Regions from separate parts of the Homo sapiens genome. Here all the other regions are linked to region 1. The links are chromatin contacts, found by Hi-C or POLR2A ChIA-PET in ENCODE. All regions are on one chromosome and are shown on one strand. The core of a region is the stretch at or near the end of the contact, and the rest is flanking DNA. Distances in the headings are between cores, read along the strand shown. Region 1 overlaps SPEN-AS1 (SPEN antisense RNA 1). Region 2 overlaps EPHA2 (EPH receptor A2). Region 3 overlaps EFHD2 (EF-hand domain family member D2).

Region 1 (4,132 bases), core at 327-2,826:
CGCCTTGGCTTCCCAAAGGGCTGGGATTACAGGCGTGAGCCACTGCGCCTGGCCCAAAGTATGTGTTTTATAAATAAAAATGAACCCCAGGAATTAGGAGTGTTTAAACAGACCCTTCTAGTCTGTTCAAGTGCTGGGCAATCATTCTTCGAATCTAAACTGCCCAGCTAATTAGAGCCATAATAATTTACCTGAGTTATCAGGCTACTGTAACAGATTCCAAATTTCCACTAAAACTAATAGTTTTACACTATTTCATTTTCATTGTGCAGACAAAAAAGAAAAAAAACACAGCATTTAAAAAAAAATTCTGTAAGCTCTCACCGCCAAAAGGAAGGATAGGCCAGGCGCGGTGACTCACGCCTGTAAGCTCAACACTTTGAGAGGATCTCTTGAGCCTAGACGCTCAAGACCAGCCGGGGCAACATGGTGAAACCGTCACTACAAAAGGTTAACTTAGCCCAGCGCCAGGCACGGTGGCTTATGCCTGAAATCCCAGCACTTTGGGAGGTCGAGGCGGACGGATCACTTGGTCAGGAGATGGAGACCATGCTGGCCAACATGGTGAAACCCCATCTCTACTAAAAATACAAAAATTCGCCGGGCGTGCTGAGGCGTGCCTGTAGTCCCAGCTACTCCCCGAGGCGGAAGTTGCAGTGAGCCAAGATCCACTGCACTCAAGCCTGGGTGACAGAGCGAGCCTCCTTCAAAAAAAAAAAAAAAAAAAAAAAAAAAAGCCCAGCGTGGTGATTCGCGCCTATTCTCAGCTATTCAGGAGGCTGAGGTGGGAGGATAACCTGAGTCCAGGGAGGTCGAGGCTGCAGTGAGCTGTGATTTCGTTACTGCAAAAAACAGAGACCTTGTCTTAAAAAAAAAAAAAAAAAAAGGATAGTTGATGTCAAAAGATACGGTATAAAAATTTAAAGCTCTATGCAGTGCTTTTGGTCATAATGAAACTAAATTATTTGGAATCCAAAAGCCTCTTCTCAGATATTTCTTTCATCTGGAAGCCATCAAATCCTGATCGATTCCTTCAACAGATGTTCTTTTACCTTTTCATCCTATCATTATGAGCTTTACCTCCTGTTACTGAAATAACTCCCTATAATTATACATAGTAAGAATATAAAGGGCTGGCTCTTCTATGTACTCACGCTGTGAAGAAAAACTTAAAAAAAATTAAACAAAAAAACCTTGTACGAAAGCAAAGGAAGAAGACAAATTTAGCAGCAGTTCTCTTGAATTTCCTGGCTTTGTTGATTTCGAACCACAAGGTTAACATTAAAACACAAAGACTCACATTTAAATATTTCTTTTGAAATCAGAAAAACAATAGCTCTTTGAAATGACGCTGGAACGCACACAATAGATTCTACTGGGTCAATGTATTATTTATATACTCATCTGAACTTTCAAAAGAAGTTAAATGGGAGATATTCTCAACAGGCAAAAATAAGATATTCCAATCTATTGTTCAAGTTTATGGCTCCGATATAAATAATGGGCTATAAACCCGTATCTGGAAAACAGTTGCGCAGTGCGTGCTTAATGGCCAGCCAATGAAAACCAACGTCTCATTCTACTCCGTCTTTCAGCACGTCAAGGACATCCCACTCCGCCTTTTTTTTTTTTTCTTTTTAAAGAGGCCAACCGCTGGGGACACCTGGTTTTGGCACCTTTATGAGGCCTCCCAGCAGCACAGGAGCTCTAAGGGGCACGCTCTGCAGTTGAGCTATTTGCAGAGCTCCATGATCGCTCAAAGCCGAGCACGCGCACGGGTTTGCTACTGGCACCAGCACAAGGCTTTAGACAGGCACTTCCCACGGCTGAGTTCTAGGCATCCCCTTTTTGAAACGTGTTCTCTCCACCCTGCAAGGGTGGGGTGAGAAATCTCACTTTCGAAGGGCTTGCAAGGAGGAAGAGAGTCGGCGCCTTGCGGATTCCCCGGCCGCGCTTCAAGGTTCACACGCCGCGTGGCAGCTCGGATGCAGCCCGGTTCCGAGGCGGTCGGCGGTCGAGACTGGGGCCTCGAGCCGAGAAGCGAAGAACAAAGCGGCCGCGTTAGCCCGCCGCCCCGAGGGACAGCCCGGGCGCGCCCGCCGCTCCGCCCACACCCCGCCCCTCGGCCGCGCGAAATGGCGGCGGCCGCACCACAAAATGGCAGTCGCTCGGTCGCGGAGAAGCACCTGCTAAATCCCGTGACTCCCTCCCCCTGCCCTGCCCCGCTAGCGCCAACGTCGTTCTCCCCGCCCAGGCGCCCCGGTCTTCCCACGCCGCCCCGCCCAGGGGCAACAGGGTCCGGAGCCCGCCAACAACGCGGCGCCTTTGTGCGGGCGCACGCCACCTTTACTCAGCCACACGGGCCCCTCTCCGGGGGGCTTTTTCTTAAAGGGGCAACCGCTGGAAGAAACGGAGCACCGCCGCCCGGGACGCCCCTCAGGCCCGGGGTTACTACGGTTTCCCCAACTCGCAGCGTTAGCGTCAGGCCACCAAAGTGAAGATGGGTGGTGAAAGGACCACAGAGCCCGATAGAAGAGAAAACCTAGGAAAAATTAGTGAAAGACGCCCCCAACCAATGCTTTGGCGGCCACGCTGAGTCCTAACGTACTGAGCCCACTCGACGGGGCCCGTGCGCACAGGCGGCTCCAAAGGGCGGGTTTCGGCTTTCCTTCCACCTCGCAAAAGTCCAGTGAGCGCTCTAGGTTTCTCATGGCTACCCCCTGCCCTCTCCCCGTGCTGGGGAGTCTCGGGGGCTGAGCAGTGGCAGAGGGAGGAGCGGCTGCCGCGGTCCCTGTGCTTTTTCTCTGGCGTGAGGGTCTCAGTGGCCTTGGGCTCTGCTTGGGCCGTGGCTTGAAGGTTGGAGGTGTCGCGGTGCGCTTGGGTTTTTTCGCTTTCTTTCAAACGCTTGCTTCCTGGCGCTCCCCACCCCCCAGCGTCCCTTTGGCTCCATCTTTCCAGAAACTTCTCTGAGAAACTCAGCAAAAAGCATCCAATTTCGCCACTGCTTCCCCCTCCGCGCATGCGCGAGACGCCAAGCGGAAAGCCTTTGGCGCGCCGGAGTGTGAGAGTGGTGCGTGAGCGCGCGCGCGCTCGCCGTGCGGGGGCGGTTCTCTCTGACAATGAAGGGAAAGAATTCCCCCTCCCCTCAACATTCCGTCCTCGCGCAAGCGCGTCGGAGCCACTTCCTTGGCCTTTGAGGGAAGGGGGAGGGGTCGTCCCGAAGCGCGCTAGTCGTGTTTCCGCGCGCCTGCGCACGGGGCCGTTTTCGTCTCGCTGTGTTGTCCGCGAGTCTTTGCTGTGAAGTGCGTCTGAACAGCTCGCTTGTGCCCGACCTACTTTTTCCTTAAGGCCCACTCGCGGAAACTAGTTTCTTGTGGGGTTATCGATTCTGTACCCCGAGTTTCCTGGAGATTAGTCTCCCCTTTGTGCCCCGGGGATGAGGCTGGACGGCGTCGCGCTGGCTTGTCTTCCACCCCTTCCCGCGCCATGTTTGGAACGGCTGTTGACTGGATCCCGTGTGGAGTGTGATGGAGCCTTCTCGAAACGGGAAAACAGTCCTGGCCGAAGGCTTGGGTGGTGCCTGGGCCGGCTTATATTAGGCACTGCGTAGAATGTTTGCTCACTAAGCCCAAAGAAAGGTGTCTTTTTTTTTTTTTTTTTGAGACGGGAGTCTCTTGTCATCCAGGCTGTAGTGCAGTGGCGCAGTCTCGGCTCACTGCAACCTTCGCCTCCCGGGTTCAAGCGATTCTCCTGCCTCAGCCTCCCATGTAGCTGGGACTACAGGCGCCCGCCAATACGCTCGGGTAATTTTTGTATGTTTAGTAGAGATGGGTTTCACCATGTTGGTCAGGCTGGTCTCGAACTCCTGAGCTCAGGTGATCCGCCCACCTCGGCCTCCCAAAGTGCTGGAATTACAGGCGTGAGCCACCGAGCCCGGCTTTGCCCCCAGCCTGGGAACGGGGTCTTGCTGTGTTGCCCAACTGTTTTGGAAGTCCTGACGTCAAGAGATCCTTCCGCCAGGGCCTTCCAAAGTGCTGAGATTACAGGTGTGAGCCGCCACGCCCGGCCTTTAAAAAAAAAAAAAAAATCAAAATGGTTTTAAAAGGTGTCATTTTCATTGGAACGGGGTGGG
Region 2 (3,877 bases), core at 672-3,171, 310 kb after region 1:
TGCCCCGACTCCCCACCGTGTGGCTGCTTCTATGCCAAGAGGAGGAAGTGGGGGAAGAGATGGGCTCTTTGGCCCCAGCGCCCGGGGGTGGCCTGCCTGCCTGCTGCCGCCAGGAAAGAGGGAATTTGGAGAGATTTCCGCTGCGGATGTGCCAGATAATACAGCAGAGAGGCAGCGTCAACAGGGCATGTGCCTGCCTGACGAGATGTGCTTCCCCTCCTCCAACCACAAAGCTACCAGGGGCTGTCTCCAGGGCCCCGCCAGAGTTTCCAAGTGCTCAGGGGTCCCAGAGTTCATGAGTAGGACACCAGCAAGCCCCTGTGTTCTTCCTGACTTTATCTAGTTGGATTTCCTGGCATTCTAGGCGGGCAAGTGGGGACAGGGGTCACACACACTCAAACACACCCACATACACCAGATACCTACTGTTCCTTAGCCAACCAGCAAACTCCTATGCATCCTTTAATACCCAGCTTAAGCTCCTCTACACAGCCCTCCCAGACTGCCCAATTCCTGGCCCCCCGGCCCCCATTAGGGCATCTATTAATCTTATGTTTACCAAATAGAAATGGGCACTTCATACGTGTCTGGCACAATGCTGGGTGCTAGGATGCGATGGTGAGACAGATAAACACTGTTTCAGCTCCAGGGGAATTCAAAACTTGGCTTTTATGCTCCATTTGAAATTATTCCTGCATGTATCAGGAGCTTCCGTGAGACCAGCAGCTCCTGAGGAGCAGGAATGGAGACCAATTTATCTGTGTCCCATGGCCCAGCGGTGCTCAGTTAATGTTTGCTGAATGGATGGACAGACAGATGGATGGATGGATAGATGGGTGAGTTGGTGGGTGGATGGGTAGATGAGTGTGTGGATGGATGGGTGGGTGGATGAATGGATGGATGGGTGGAGGGGGGTATGAGTGGGTGGATGAATGGACAGATGAATGGACAAATGGATGGGTGGGTTGGTGGGTGGACAGGTGGATGAGTGGATGGATGGATGAGGGATGGATGGGTGGGTGGGTGGAGTGGTGGTTGGATGGATGGATGTATGGATGGGTGGGGAGGATGGACAGATGAATGGACAAGTGGATGGGTGGGTTGGTGGGTGGACAGGTGGATGAGTGGATGGATGGATGCGGGATGGATAGGTGGATGGCTGGGTGGAGGGGTGGATAGATGGATGGATGGGGCGGAGGATGGACAGATGAATGGACAAGTGGATGGGTGGGTTGGTGGGTGGACGGATGGATGAGTAGATGGATGGATGAGGGATGGATAGGCAGGAGGGTGGGTGGGTGGAGGGATGAATGGATGGATGGATGGATGGATGGATGGATGGGTGGATAGGTGGGTGGTTGGGTGGAGGGGTGGGCAGATGGATGGGTGGAGGGGGGTATGAGTGGATGGATGGATGGATAGATGAATGGACAAGTGGATGGGTGGTTTGGTGGGTTGGCGGGTAGACGAGTGAATGGATGGATGATGGATGGATGGATGGATGGATGGATGGATGAATGGATGGATGGATGTAGGGGTGGATGGGTGGAGGGGTGGATGGATGGATGAGTGGATGGGTGGACAGGTGGATGGAAGAGTGAGTGGGAGAGAGAATGGGTGGCAAACCTACCATGTGCATGTGAAATATGCACTCCAGGGCCAGAGAAATGAGCAGTGTTTCAGCGCCCAGAGAGACACTGTGGAGAAGGTCCACCAGGATGCCTACCTGCCTTACACAAGAGCCTAACTTTGGCACACCTGTGGCACACCTGTGGAGAGCTGTTCTGGCCCCGGTTGTCTGGCAGGCCTGGGCTACTCCGAGCAGGGGAACTGGGGCACAGTGGCTGCACCTCCGGCTATACCCTGGTTTTTCCAGTTCCTGATGCCCGCCCCTCAGGTGGCAGCATGAGGTGACTCAGGGACAGACGCCCTTATCGTGACGCAAGTCCAGCCCCCAGTGGAGCCCCTCCTCCCAAGGCACAGCCACCTCCCAGGCTGGCAATGGCAAGGTTGTGAGGTCAAGAGGTCATGGTGGCAATTCACCTAGGGCCAGTCACCGCCCAAGCCAGGCCCAGCAGGTGACCGCAGGAACCACCTTGGCCCAGGGATGTGGAGCTTGGACTTTGTCTCTGGGCCCTGACAGACGGCAAATGGCGACCTATGGGTTACTGACCCAGCAAATGAGGGAGCTGACAACCTCAGGCCCTGGTGGCTTCTTGCTCCCAGCAGGCCCTGTCGTCTCTGCAGAAGGGGGGCTGCCCCCAGGGCCTGACGGCTGCCAGCACCCTGTCCCTTTCACACACACCCTAGGGAGCTATCTGCAGGCACATTCCTCCACCATTGATAAGCACCACTCCCCACCTCAGCCCCCGCCTACCGCTCCTGTCCTGCCTCCAGCCTTTCATCTTCTGTTTGCTTTCCCTCGCCTCCTTCCTTCCGTTCTGGGGACCCACTTACCTCCAGGAGGGAGAGAGGGAGGGAGGGAGAAGCCGGTGCCCGCCCAGCGGAGATGCCAGCGCCTAGCTTTGCCCCCAGTGTGAGCTGAGGGTGGGGCAGACAGGGCACAGAGGTGAGAGCCACCATGGGGGGCTGGGGGTGCTGCCACCGTGGTCCCACCTCTGTAGGCCAGAAGAAACATCACAGAAATAAGGCCTGGTGGGACTTCCCAGCAGGGGACAAAGCCTGCGAGCCACAGCCAGCAGCTCCCAGAGTCTTCCACCTGGGGGACCAACTGTGATCTGATGAAACAGGAATCCTGCCAGCAGCCCCTGCCATGGCCCGAGACCACCCTGTCTAAAGACCACCTTAACCACAGACATACCCTGGCCAGGGGACTCCTCCCTGTCAGCTATGGACTTTAGGCCACTGGGGCTGTAAGCAGTGGGACCCCTCCTCACCACACTTGTGTCACACAGTCAACAGCTTCCCCGGTGTTCAGACTGAGCCCCAGTGGGAAACCACAGGAGGGAAGCTCGGATCACCAGGTTGACAGCGTCCTTCAGGGCCACAGGTCCAGCCCACTCATTTTACAGATGGGGGTGGGACCCCAAGGGGACCTGCTAAGGTCATACAGCCTGTGGGTGGAAGGACACACACCAGGGGCAACTGCCTTCCTGTGCCAGGCCCCCGTTCTTTTGGTCACTGTTCACTGCTTCCTCTCCGGACCTCAGTTTCCTCATCTGTAAAATGGGGATCAAGTCCTCATCCTCTCTGGGTTGTGTGTGAAGATGGAAGAAAGCCCTGCTTATGAGATGTCCAGCATGGTGCCTGGAATGCGGTGTCCCTATGAACTAGGGGATCATGAAACTACAGTAGGGAGGGGACCTCCCCAAGGGGCTGGGCCCCTTGAGGGAGCAGGAGCCTCTCAGGAGGGAATCTCCAACTCCCCACAACCCCAGCTCTGGCCTCCCAGCTGTTCAGCTGAGCCACTGGCCAAGGCTGCTGGCCACCTGCTCACCTGACCAGCGGTCCCCAGGGCTGAGGCGCCAGCAGGGGCCCCGCCAGCTGCTGAGGCCAGCACAGGAAGCGGAGACATGGAGACAAAGCAGCCCCCGGGGGACAGCGGTCAGCCCGAGCGACTCCACTGTCCCCGCAGGCAGGGCCGGGGGCAGGGCGGGGGAACCAAGGGAAGCTGGCTCATTCCTGACATAGTTCATGGGAGCGCTCCGGGCAGCGTGCCCACCTGCCGCACACAGCACCTGGGAGGTGCCTCCCTTCCTCTGCCCACTTAACTCTTTCCTGAGCTCTGGGCTTCCTGGGGAAAGAACCCTGAGGAGAAACGGACAAACTGGGAATAACCTAGACAAGGTGCCAGGTGACCTCAGGGTGCCCCGCCTCGCTCTGGGTCTGGTTTGTCACCAGCAGGAGCCCCAGTGAA
Region 3 (4,251 bases), core at 883-3,382, 410 kb before region 1:
TACCCCTGTGACTCCCTAGTTATCAGAACTGGGGAGAGGGGCAGGGGCAGGGAAGCAACCAGCTGGGGACCATGCTCACCCCAAAGGGAAAGGGTCGTCCTTGGGGGGTAACTGGCTGCTCCGCTTTCGAGAGGGGGATGGATGGGGATTTTGTCCCCAGCATCCAGGGTGCAGCTAGCTGCTGAGCCCTCCCTGACGAGAACTATTCAAGGGGAGGCAGATAGGAATGCGGGCACGGTGCCAGGCCCCGCAGCCTCCCTCCGGTGCTGGAGAAAAGTGCTGAGCTCCCAGGCTGGGCGCTTTCTGCCAGTACTGCCGAATGGCATTGGCCTTCCCAAACAGGCACCAAGCTGGGCTCTCAGTCCAGCCTCCACTGGCCCTGCAAGCTTGAGAATGTGGGACCCTCCATGGGACCAGGAAAAAGAGAGGGGCCAGGGAGGAGAAAAACTTCCAGCTGTTGGAATCCTGCAGTCTGCTGGCTGTGTGACCCTGGGCCAGTCACTGCCCACTGTGGGCCCCAGTTTCCCTACATAATGTAAAACGGGTAGACCAGGCTATCTGGGTGGATCTTGCGGGCTGATCTCTCTTTTTCTGGATCCTCTAAGCCAGCTGCAACCTCAGTTCCAGCTCAGGGAGAAGGGCTGGTGGGTGAGAGGCCCTCTAGCCCAGGAGATGCCTGTTTCCAGCCATCGTGGAACCTCGTTCTCTCCTGTGCTGCCAGTTGTCCCACACACACATTGGCACCATGAGAGTAGCCCCTTCCTCACTTTTCTCCAACCCCGAGGGAAGGTTCCTCGCTCCCTGAGGCTCCTCTCTCCCTGTTCAAGGGCTCTGTCCAGCGGTCTTCTGTCTTCCTACCTCCCAGAGATGCTGGGGCTTTGCGTCGGGCCTAGTAGGGGAAAAGTGGGCCTTTAGAGGAGAGGTCATGCTGGAGGGATCCCCTGGGTCATCATGTCCACCCCTGCCTCCAGGCCAAGCCACCACAAGCCCTGCCTCCCAACCCTGTACCACCAGTCAGGACTGGAGCCTGTGGCAGAAGCCAGTGTGTTTTTTATCATTATTTCTAATATCATCACCCTTTTTATATTGTATATGTGAAGTATATGATGTGCATATGTGACACACACAAACTTCTCAATATAACAACTACTATTACGATGATGATGAAATTAACAGGTTTGAAGGACTCACTATGTGCCAGGCATTTTATATCTGTCAGCTCATTTTCATTTTCTTTTTTGTGTTTGTTTGTCTTTTAAACAAGGTCTCACTCTGTTGCCCAGGCTGAAGAGCAGTGGCTCGATCAGGGCTCACTGCAGCCTCAACCTCCCGGGCTAAAGTGATCCTCCCACCACAGCCTCCCTAGTAGCTGGGACCAGAGGCATACACCACCACGCCCAGCTAATTATTTATTTATTTATTTATTTATTTTTTGAGACAGTGTCTCACTTTGTCACCCAGGCTGGAGTGCAGTGGCATGATCTCAGCTCACTGCAACCTCCATCTCCTGGGTTCAAGCAATTCTCCTGACTCAGCTTCCTGAGTAGCTGGAATTACAGGTGCGTGCCACCATGCCTGGCTAATTTCTACACTTTTAGTAGAGACGGAGTTTTACCATGTTGGTCAGGCTGGTCTCGAACTCCTGACCTCGTGATCCGCCTGCCTCAGCCTCCCAAAATGCTGGGATTACAGGCATGAGCCACCGCACCTGGCCCTTTATTTTTTTATAGAGATGTGGTCTCCCTATCTTGCCCAAGCTGGTCTGAAACTCCTGGGCTCAAGTGATCCTCAGCCTCCCAAAGTGCTGGCATTATAGACATGAGCCACCACGTCCAGCCTCATTTACTCTTTAATAATCTTAAAGGTAGATGTTAGGAATAATAATAACTGGTTTTTAGTATCATAGTAGGCATGTATGAAGTGCTTCCTGTGGACCAGGCTCTGTGCCAAGAGTCTGCTTGTATCGTCTCTTTTAATCCTTGCCTCCATCCTGAGATGAGTTCTTTGATCTCCATGATGTAGATGAGGAAATTGAGGTCTGTGGGGTTAGGTGACTTGACCAGGTCACTCTGCCAGCAGGTGGCAGAGCTGGGGTTTGGACCCAGGTCAGTCTCAGCGGAGTTGATGTAACCACAAACCCTCAAGGCCATCTTCAATCAGGTTGACCCTGGAACCTGGCTGATCCCCTGCACTAGACCACATCAGAGCCCAGGGCACAGGGCAGATGGCCACTCTCCAGGAGTCTCTTGGGAATGGCCTCCTCCACGGCTACCTCTGGGGGCTTCACCGCCCACCCCAGCACCTGGCCTCTCGCAGCCCCCGTCACCTCCTCTTGGTGATGGACTCTTTGGCACCGCAGCCAGCCCCTGTATTGTCCCCCTGGGGGCCAGAGCCTGCCCTGGATGGAGCCCAGCCCCAGTAATTGATTGGCCTTTGATTGATAGAGGCGGCCGTTCAAATCATGGTTTGAGCCACAGCCCAGCCAGGCCTGGGAGCTGCCAAAGACAGAGGGATCCACAGCCCACGTTTCCATCCAAGTTTGGACACTTTATCTGCACTTCCTCTGAAACTGAGCTGCCCCTGGCTGCAGAAGAAACCCATGCACTTGAGCAATAAATAAAGCTGGGGCTCAGGGAGAGACACGTGGGACCCAGGGGCTGGGGCGTGAACCCCTGACCTGCTGGTTATGGGACCTGTGGCCTCACCAACAGCCCTCCTGACCTAATCCGGACCTGGAGGATTGCTGAGCACAGGGATTGTAAAGAGAAAGTGCTGGTGCGTTGGGAGTTTAGTGACGGTGATTCAATCTTGTTTTAGCGGTGGTGACTGCCATTTATGCAGCTAGCTCTGTGCGCTGGGAGCTGTGCTGAGTGCTTGACAGGGATGGGCTCAGTCGTTCCTCACAGTGGCCCATGAGAGAGGCCCCATTGCAGCAGGGTTCTCAGCCTCAGCTCCACTGGCACTTGGGGCCAGGTCATTCCATTTTTTTTTTTTTTTTTTTTTTTTTGAGACAGAGTCTTGCTTTGTCGCCCAGGCTGGAGTGCAGTGGTGCCATCTCAGCTCATTGCAACCTCCACCTCCTGTGTTTAAGTGATTCTCCTGCCTCAGCCTCCCAAGTAGCAGGGATTACAGGTGCCTGCCACCATGCCCAGCTAATTTGTGTATTTTTAATAGAGACAGGGTTTCACCATGTTGGCCAGGATGGTCTTGATCTCCTGACCTCATGATCTGCCTGCCTCAGCCTCCCAAAGCGCTGGGATTATAGGCGTGAGCCACCGTGCCCAGCTGGCCAGGTCATTCTTTGCGGTGGGGCCACCCTATGCGCTATAGGAGCTTCCCTGGCCTCCACCCACCAGATGCCACTGGCATCCCCCCCACCTCCGCCGCCCCAGGTATGACAACCAAAAACACCTCTAGACATTGCCAGATGTCTCCTGGGGGGCACATGCACCCCAGCTTAAGAGATGCTGCATTTTGGCCAGGTGCGGTGGCTCACACCTGTAATCTCAGCACTTTGGGAGGCCGAGGCGGACGGATCATGAGGTCAGGAGATCGAAACCATCCTGGCTAACACGGTGAAACCCCATCTCTACTAAAAATACAAAAAATTAGCCGAGCGTGGTGGCGGGCACCTGTAGTCGCAGCTACTCAGGAGGCTGAGGCAGGAGAATGGAGTGAACCCAGGAGGCAGAGCTTGCAGTGAGCCAAGATTGCGCCACTGCACTCCAGCCTGGGCGACAGAGCGAGACTCCGTCTCAAAAAAATAAAAATAAAAAGAGATGCTGCATTTTGTGGCTGAGGAGCCCAGGCAATTTGGCTTCAGAGCCTGACTGTCATCGCTGACCTTGGGAGCCCAGGGTCAGAAAGCGGCAGGGCTTTGCTTTCCTGGGGGGCACTGAGGAGGGGAGTCCTCGTGACTTGGCTCAGGAAAGACTGAGTCCCTCACCAGGTGCTCCTGCACAGCCCCACGGTCATGTGGCGCCCGCCCAGCCCTCTACCAGGCAGCAAACAGGGACCAGAGATGGCAGGAGGCGCCTCCGCTGTGCCCCCCAGAACCCCTCCAGCTCCAGGTGGAGGCTGGACCACAGCAGCTTTGGCCTGCCTGACCCTCTGAGTCCCACACCTTCTACTGTCACAGAGGTGGCCACTGCCCACAGGGGCTGCTGGCCCATCCACCTCCACCCCAACCCTCATCCATCAGTGGGGCAGAAGCCGCAGGACCCTGTGTTCCCTCCAGGGCTCCCAAGACCC

Evidence for each region. A loop is a pair of places that touch in the nucleus more often than their neighbours do. ChIA-PET counts read pairs that join two places held with the same protein, here RNA polymerase II (POLR2A). Pooled maps may share reads with other maps.
Region 2: a loop to region 1 is called in a map of PC-9, with 24 times the contacts of the local background. The contact joins two enhancer-like sites. A Hi-C loop is called at or near these places in 1 of 168 maps with a recorded cell type or tissue (PC-9) and 3 of 50 pooled maps. POLR2A ChIA-PET finds 5 or more read pairs at or near these places in 7 of 52 experiments (A549, A673, BJ and 4 more).
Region 3: a map with no recorded cell type shows a loop between it and region 1 (4-fold over the local background). The contact joins two enhancer-like sites. A Hi-C loop is called at or near these places in 7 of 37 single-sample maps with no recorded cell type and 9 of 50 pooled maps. POLR2A ChIA-PET finds 5 or more read pairs at or near these places in 1 of 52 experiments (T-cell).

The regions. Positions count from the first base shown.
Region 1 is chr1:15,832,840-15,836,971 of GRCh38, forward strand. SPEN-AS1 (SPEN antisense RNA 1) reads right to left here. Exons shown (of 2, transcript NR_024279.1): 2 at 1,376-4,067. Among named protein-coding and RNA genes, the nearest start is that of SPEN, 13 kb to the right of the region's middle. RefSeq lists a silencer at 2,030-2,259 and enhancers at 2,149-3,134, 2,700-2,809, 3,000-3,049, 3,280-3,329. Within about 2 kb of position 1,577, at least 41 of the 41 ENCODE cell types and tissues checked have a DNase peak (open chromatin) inside an H3K27ac peak, as active enhancers do; they include A673 and PC-9, where a contact is called at or near this core.
Region 2 is chr1:16,141,675-16,145,551 of GRCh38, forward strand. The region is part of intron 3 of EPHA2 (EPH receptor A2); the gene reads right to left. Among named protein-coding and RNA genes, the nearest start is that of EPHA2-AS1, 12 kb to the right of the region's middle. RefSeq lists enhancers at 1-664, 1-47, 2,176-2,703, 2,704-3,232. Within about 2 kb of position 1,922, at least 20 of the 41 ENCODE cell types and tissues checked have a DNase peak (open chromatin) inside an H3K27ac peak, as active enhancers do; they include A673 and PC-9, where a contact is called at or near this core.
Region 3 is chr1:15,419,104-15,423,354 of GRCh38, forward strand. All of the region lies in intron 1 of EFHD2 (EF-hand domain family member D2), which reads left to right. Among named protein-coding and RNA genes, the nearest start is that of EFHD2-AS1, 8.9 kb to the left of the region's middle. Within about 2 kb of position 2,133, at least 4 of the 41 ENCODE cell types and tissues checked have a DNase peak (open chromatin) inside an H3K27ac peak, as active enhancers do.